Linked DNA regions of Homo sapiens: all the other regions are linked to region 1. The links are chromatin loops, found by intact Hi-C in ENCODE. Cell type or tissue: K562. All regions are shown on one strand.

The links. A loop is a pair of places that touch in the nucleus more often than their neighbours do. Peaks named below come from ENCODE experiments on the same cell type or tissue, not always from the same donor. Only the 100,000 strongest peaks of a DNase experiment are listed, where the experiment ranks them.
Region 2: it touches region 1 in a loop (2.3-fold over the local background); 4 of 110 quality-filtered maps call a loop at or near these places.
Region 3: a loop joins it to region 1, with 5 times the contacts of the local background. A loop is called at or near these places in 2 of 110 quality-filtered maps.

The regions. Positions count from the first base shown.
Region 1 is chr6:31,545,247-31,547,746 of GRCh38, forward strand. It overlaps ATP6V1G2 (ATPase H+ transporting V1 subunit G2), which reads right to left and starts at 1,362. Exons shown (of 3, transcript NM_130463.4): 1 at 1,232-1,362; 2 at 863-963; 3 at 1-335. The coding sequence starts at 1,313. The coding sequence ends at 162. It overlaps NFKBIL1 (NFKB inhibitor like 1), which reads left to right and starts at 2,362. Exons shown (of 4, transcript NM_005007.4): 1 at 2,362-2,500. The coding sequence starts at 2,449. ATP6V1G2-DDX39B (ATP6V1G2-DDX39B readthrough (NMD candidate)) reads right to left here and starts at 1,602. Exons shown (of 13, transcript NR_037853.1): 1 at 1,232-1,602; 2 at 863-963. RefSeq lists an enhancer at 896-1,395. In K562, a CTCF peak has its summit at 1,554; DNase peaks (open chromatin) are centred at 1,575 and 2,325; H3K4me3 peaks cover 907 bases.
Region 2 is chr6:31,768,965-31,771,464 of GRCh38, forward strand. It overlaps VWA7 (von Willebrand factor A domain containing 7), which reads right to left. Exons shown (of 17, transcript NM_025258.3): 8 at 1,037-1,149; 9 at 711-827; 10 at 54-239. Among named protein-coding and RNA genes, the nearest start is that of SAPCD1-AS1, 4.6 kb to the left of the region's middle. In K562, a CTCF peak has its summit at 992 (motif pointing left); DNase peaks (open chromatin) are centred at 355, 1,017 and 1,637.
Region 3 is chr6:31,679,920-31,682,419 of GRCh38, forward strand. It overlaps LY6G5C (lymphocyte antigen 6 family member G5C), which reads right to left and starts at 1,148. Exons shown (of 3, transcript NM_025262.4): 1 at 334-1,148. The coding sequence starts at 454. RefSeq lists a silencer at 194-401. In K562, a CTCF peak has its summit at 972 (motif pointing right); a DNase peak (open chromatin) is centred at 992.

The sequences.
Region 1 (2,500 bases):
GAGCAGGATATTTATAAGTGTCACAGGAAAATTATTGGATCCTGCCTCCCAGGATTTCTAGGGGATGGAAAGAAGACAGGGATTATGGTGGGAGGTGATTTTGATTGGAGGATTTCTTTGAGGGAGGGAACTGGCAGAAGGAGTCAGGCCCTACGGTGGCCCTAGGCAGAAATCCGGTAGTTGGGGTGGACCTGGGGCCTGACGTCGCAGACCATGCCAAGAAGCTGGGCCAGGACACGCTCTCGGTTTCTCTGCTGGGAGCTCTGCATGCCCTGCACCTGGCGCCTTGTAGCCTGCTCCACCTCAGCAGACAGGTTCCCCTGGGAGCCCATGGCCTGGGGGGTAGGGAGAGGGGTGGAAGAGAGAAAGGGAAAAGCAGAAACAGACAAGGGTCCAGGCATATGAGGGGAAAGATCCTGAAACAAAGCCTAGAAGAAAGGCCCTCTCAGAAACCACCCCCATCCCACAGAAATATCCCAACACCAAAGAGATCAACACAGTCCCCTTTCCCCTTAGACCTAACATGCAACTTCATCCTAAAACAGACCGTAATATCCCCACCACCTCACCATCCATGACCATAAAACTCTACCCTCCACCACAAATGTTAATCATACTCCACATAGATGTTATACTTTACACAGACTGTGGCATTCCGCCCACAAGCTCTATGTGGCCTTCAAAACTCCCAGACTCTCCTACATATCATCACAAAGTTTCACCAATGTTGTGGTCCCTGCCAGGGTCCCCTCAGCCTCAGCCCTCTGCCACCATATTTTCTTGTTGAGTCACCCTTACACACCTCACTAGATGCACCCACCAACTTGCAGTGGGGTCTCAACCCGACTCTGCCTCAACTCACCGCCTGCTGCTTGCTCTGGAATTCGTGCTCTCGCTCTCTGCGGTATTGCTCCACCTCCATCTGTGCCTCCTCCTTTGCCTGCTTCAGTCGCCGGGCCTTCCCTGGAGGCAGAAGAAAGGACAGTGAGTGGGGATGGACCCACACACACACAATGTAATAGCAGGAGTCAGTCCCTTCCAGAAAGTTATACAGCCTTCTCTCAGCCAACCAGGTGCCAGATTCTAATATCCATCCATTTCTTCCCTCCTAACCAGCCTCCAGACCCTAGCTGTCTGTCTTCCCGCCAGCCTTGGGTTTTCCCAAAATGTTTGCTGTCCCCCACCCCCAATTTTCTTTCCAAACTCCTAAGGGAGGAAAGAGGAGACTCACTCTTTCTGGCATCTGCCACCTTCTCAGCTGCCCGCTTCTCAGCTTGCAGAAGCTGCTGGATACCTTGGGACTGACTGGCCATTTCTGTTGTTATGGCCGATGCTGTTTTGAATGCTGTCAAAGTACCAGATGGCTCCCACCCCCCACCGCTTACTTCTCCTCCTCCAGCTCGTTGCTGCAGTCCTCCACTACCCCTGGGTCTTAGTGCTCCCCTGCTCACTCAGCCTCCTGCACCGAGTGTCTCTCCCAATCTCATCCTCCTATTGATGACTGGTCCTCCTCTCCAGCACTTCTTGCTCAGGCAGTACCCAAAGGGGCCGCCTGGGAGCAGCAGAGACCAGGCCCAAAGCTGCGGGCTTACAACAGGTTAGCCATCCCAGTCGGAAAGGTCTAGGGATGAGGCAGGGGCGGAGACGGGGGAGTACTGAGGTGAGAGAAGGAGAACTTGATTGGTGGTAACAGAGGAAGCATAAAGGGTTGTGAATGCGGTGAAAAGGTAAGGATGTCATCATGCAACCTGTGTTGGGAAAAGAGCATTCTGGGCTTAATTCTAAACTAACTCTCTACCTTTCTCTCTCTCTCCACCATCCCGCCCCCTCCCCTGCCTCCCGTTGTTAACATCTCCATCTTTTTCTACATATTTCTCAAGTCCAAATTTTTGCATCTCACTTGCCCCATCCTACGATAGTCTTCTTCCGTCTTTTGTCTGTATTTTTTCTTTTTTTTTGATCTGTCCCTGTTGTTGTCCCACTGTGGTTTTTGTTTTTGTTTTCCATGTTTAATGTGATTTTTATCCTGTCTTTATCTCCTCTATTTTCTCTGTCTTCTCATCTTTTCGTCCATCACTGAACCATCTCCTCTCTCTGCCAAGTTAGAGGAGGCGGGAAAAAACCTCCAAATAACTCTCTTTTCTCCCTCCCCTCCCCTCGCCTCCTTTTCCTCGCCTCCAGTCCAGTCTTCTGGTTTCAGACGGCCCCTTTAATTTAAGTTCCCTAGTTTCCCCTGGGAGATCTGGCCAAGAACTACCCGGTCGGGGCGGAACGACATCCGGTAACGCCCCTCACAGTTCACTTCCGTCCTCCACCTGCGTCTCTGCTTGCGCCATTTCCTCCAGCCTGGAGTGTCTCCGCCCTTCCCGCCTCCCGTCTCCGAGCTTCTTAAACACAGGCCTTGGGCCTACGGCTCTGGGGGTACTTGGGGGGGCGGGGGCAGGTCTGATGAGTAACCCCTCCCCCCAGGTTCCAGAGGAAGAAGCCTCCACATCTGTCT
Region 2 (2,500 bases), 220 kb after region 1:
GTGCAGCCTGACCACCCTTCAGTTCCTAAGTGAGGGCCCTGGCCCCCACTTACCAGGGCAGCCATGCTCTCCCCAACAATGGCTGCCACGTCTCGAATGTGCTGGTCTTTGGTGAAGATCACCTCTCCTCCTGAGGCCAGGGCCACTGCTTTGTATGGCTCAAAACGCAGAGGGGACAAGATCTCACGCCGAGCTCGACCCTGAACCCTTGATGTATCTTCAGTCACCAGGAATGTTACCTGTACCCAGAAGAGAGCTCAGTGATTGGGGTGTCCAAGTGCCATCCACTATTATGAATGAGAATCCCTGTGCTCAAGCTTTCTCCAGAGCTGATGGTTTGTGATAAGGTCTCTGCCTGCCTTCTGGCTGCTGGGGTGGGGAATCCCAATGACAGAACCCCCTGCCTTCAGTTAGTAGTTGGCCACCCCCTTGTAACTGTCACAGTGGATTTTTGGCGACTAGAGCCCCAGTTCTTCACATTGTTTATTAGGCAGGGTCAAATAAAAATTCAGCGTTATTAAGGGTAGGGCCTCTTACGTATATCATTAAAGGTATCAGGAAATGTTCCACTCATTGTCTGCTTCTCCCACCATATACCAAGGCTTGTTGGGCCACCATAGTGTGGTGCAACCCTCGTTATGAGATTGTCATCACAGGGTCTCTCACATCCCTGGGAGGCTAACACTGGGTCTCCCACTAGCTCTGCTCACCCGGCAGCGCCGCTCCTGAGTCAGGGATTCCACCTGGTTGGTGAGAAAGGCATCCTTGGGGGAGGCATCCGTGAAGACAAAGATATCTGAGAGTGGAGGTGTGTGCAGCAGGGCCAGCTGGCAGGGAAGGCAACGACCAGTGTTAACAATGGCAGTAGGAGGGGAATGGGTAGAGCCACGGAGGATGAAGCAGAAGGGAATATGGCCCGGGAACCCTACAGTGAAGCTAGTGGATCTAGGTGCTGAAGGTGGTGGGGAGCCCCAGGAGGGATCTAGCTCCCCCTGGTGGTGGGGCCAGGAAACGGGGAAGAAGGGAGGGGCCAGACCTGCAGGGCTGACAGGCACATCTCAGGCTCGTCTCCACCCCCCAAGGCATGGATCTCATTAAGCTGTTGCCAGAAGCTGTCAGGGTCACTGGTTGTAAAGACAGGGCCGAACCCTGGGAAGGGGAAAGGAGGTTAAGATAAGTGAGGAAAGAGCTCCCCTCATTCTTACCCAGAGCCACCTCCCCAGTTGAGGGGCCTGGTGTGCTTCTGGAGCCGACAGGTATTGAAATAACAATACTCCATTATAAGACTCATACTTGGCCGGGTGCGGTGGCTCACACCTGTAATCCCAGCATTTTGGGAGGCCAAGGTGGGTGGATCATGAGGTCAAGAGATCAAAACCATCCTGGCCAACATGGTGAAACCTCGTCTCTACTAAAAAATATAAAAATTAGCTGGGCATGGTGATGCATGCCCGTAGCCTCCCCAGTAGCCTCCCCAGAGGCTCCCCAGTAGCCTCCCCAGCTACTGGGGAGGCTGAGGCAGGAGAATCACTTGAACCCGGGAGGCAGAGGTTGCAGTGAGCCGAGATCGTGCCGCTGCACTCCAGTCTGGCGACAGACTCCATCTCAAAAAAAAAAAAAAAAAGTCATACTTGTCAGTGCAGGGCGGGGCAGGGCGGGGCAGGGCAGGGCAGACCTAGGTGTCCCTGGTGGGAAGGTGGCCTCCACTCCCTGAAAAAAATGGTGGCATTTCCTGTAGGCCTTTATTGGCTACATGTGCGTATATAAAAAAAAAAATGGTCACACCTATTATCCCAGCACTTTGAGAGGCTGAAGTGGGAGGATCACTTGAGCCCAGGAGCTCGAGATCAGCCTGGGTAACATAGTGAGACCCCATCTCTACAAAAAAATACAAAAATTAGCCAGATATGGTGGTGCTCATCTGTAGTCCCAGCTACTCAGGAGGCTGTGGCAGGAGGATTGCTTGAATCGAGGCTGCAGTGAGGCATGATTGTACCATTGCACTCCAACCTGGGTGACAGAGTGAGACTCTCCCTCTCTCTCTCTCAAAAAAAAAAAAAAAGAAAGAAAAGAAAAAAAAAAACTGGGTTTCCTCATAAGAAAAGAGACCGAATAGCACTTACCTCAGAGGTTTATTGGGAGGACTAAATGAGTTGATTTTGCAAATCTTAAGATAGTGCTTTGACACATAAGTGCTAAGTTCTTAGTTATACCTTTATTTATATCTTCATCAAACATAATAAGTCTATTAAATGCCAGCCACTGTAGGATGTATGCAGGCAAATAAGACTCAAATTTAGGCAACTCTCAGTCCAGTAGGCATTTTATTTGATCATCATTTCAACTCTGGGAGTTAGGCAGGATGAGGGAGGTGTCAGGCCTCTGAGCCCAAGCTAACCAATCATATCCCCTGTGACTGGCACTTATACATCCAGATGGCCTGAAGCAACTGAAGATCCACAAAAGAAGTGAAAATAGCCTTAACTGATGACATTCCAAC
Region 3 (2,500 bases), 130 kb after region 1:
GCCTGTAATCCCAGTTATTCGGGAGGCTGAGGCATGAGAATCGCTTGAACCCGGGAGGTGGAGGTTGCAGTGAGCCGAGATCTCGCCACTGCACTCCGGCCTGGGATACAGAGCGAGACTCCATCTCAAAAATAATAATAATAATAAATTTTTAAAAATCTTCAGATTGCACATCAGTCCATGAGCAGGCATTCCCTACCAAACCCATCTGTCCCATCTCTCCTCCTGCATGGGTTTACCTGAGCATCCTGGACAGGTGTACCCAGACACTTGGTGTCTGTGGGTTTCTCCATCCAGGCCAGGAGACCCTTCTGAACCCTTGGAGCCACTTACCAAACACCAAGCTCATCATGACCAGCACTATTAAGAGGACCGTGTAGAGGGCTTGGGGGCTGCTGTGGAAGCACAGGGGACCCAGACTCTGGCTCCCTGCAGGGCCTGCCATAAAACGCATGACTGCCTGCTGGCCTCCAGTTTGGGCTTATATTGGTGGAAGAGAGGTTGGCCAAGAGGAAGGAGAGAGGCAACACCAGCTCAGGGTGGAAATCAGTGCCAGACCAGCCAGAGGGGCAGAATGTTCGCACCCACAGCCACTCTGGGGCATAACATCCTGCTTGAGGGCAGGGGACCAGCAATAGGGGAATGAGAAAAGGAACTGTCTTTCCTATTAATTGGACAGATGTTTATTGAATCACTGCATCAGATGCTGGGGATACAACCCTGCACAAAGTCTCCACCCTCACAGGGCACAGTCTAGTAGGGGAGACAAGTCCACCAGCAATGATGTGGGGAGGGCAGAGTGCTGCCAGGAGCACCTCGACAGTTAAACCACTGACCAGAGGGATTTCGGCAGAGGAGTAACTTGATCGGATTTCTGTTTATAAAAGATTGCCATGGCTGCACATTGCATTTGGGTCAAGAGTGGAGGCCGCCGGGAAGTAGGACGCTATTCCCGAGTCCGGTCACAAGATGGCGGACTGGTCCGGCAGAAGACGAGCAGGGACGAGGAAGCGGGGCTAATGAACCTGAGATACAGTTAGAAGACTGGACAGATTTGCTGTTGGACTGAACGAGGGGTGAGGGAACAGGGGTAGGCTTGCACAAGGAAGTGGTACCATTTTCCAAGATAGGAAACATGTGGTCTGTCTCAAAAAAAAAAAAAAAAAAGCAAATAGGGGGTGCCCAGTCCCACTTCTCATACCCTGGGGACACCTGTCAGACATCCTAAAACAAGGACACCTGGATCCCAAGCGATACGTACTCAGCTCAGTGCTCCCTTGGGGTTCCAGGAACCCAGCGCCTTCCCTCACCTCATCCTTTTTCCTGCCCCGCCTGTGCTCAGCTGCGGCTCAGTGGGCCTGAACTCCGGAGCCCACAGAATCTGGCGCTGGGCGTCCGCTCTCCGCGCCTGACCGCACCTCAGAACTCCGGTAGGACGGGGGGGTGGCCCCCCGCTCAAGCTCTGTTCCCTGGGGAAGAAACCTGGAAAGTGCGAACCGCGCGTCGGGACCCAAGCGTCGGGCCCCAGCGGACATCCGGAGCCCGAAGCGGCTCCCCAGGAAGGCGGCGCCGTAGCGCCACTCTCCCTCCCAGGCGAATTCTGGAGACCGCGGCCCCAGGCGTCTCACCCATTTTCTCCGCTGGGGACCCGCTGGGCTCCCCATCCACGCCTACTCGGTCCCCACCCCACCAGCTCAGTCTTGACTCAGAAACTCAGGGTTTTTACTTTTAGGATCGTTGGGCTGTGCGTTAGGGGAGGAGGTGGTCCTCAGCGTCCTGGAACGACACCACCTGCTCCAATTTCCCGTCTGGAGGTTCTGGTCGAGGCTCCGAACTCGGGTTCCCTGCTACCTCCCAGACTATTCAAGAATTATCCAGTCCCAGGATGATAAGGGGGAAGATGGGAAGAAACAGACGGGAGACGCCCGCCCAGAAAGACTGCGGGAAGAAAGAAATTCGAGAGGAAACTGCACGCCACTGAGCGCCTCCCAAAAGCCTTGGAATGAATGAATTTAAAAACTATATTAGGGCCGGACTGCGGTGGCTCACGCCTGTAATCCCAGCACTTTGGGAGGCCAAGGCGGGTGGACTACCTGAGGTCAGGAGTTCGCACCCAGCCTGGCTAACATGGTGAAACCCCGTTTCTACTACAAATACCAAAAATTAGCCGGGCGTGGCGGCTCATGCCTGTAATCCCAGCACTTTGGGAGGCCAAGGTGGGGGATCATTCGAGGTCAGGAGTTCGCAACCAGCCTGAGCAACATGGTGAAACCCCGTCTCTATCAAAAAATACAAAAACATTAGCCAGGTGTGGTGGCGCACGCCTGTAGTCCTGGCTACTCGGGAGGCTGAGGCAGGAGAATCTCTTGAACCTGGGAGGCAGAGGTTGCAGTGAGCCGAGATCGCACCACTGCACTCCAGCCTGGGCGACAGAGTGAGACTCTGTCTTAAAGAAATAATAACACAAAATAAATTGTATTAGAGAAAAGCCAGAGTAGTG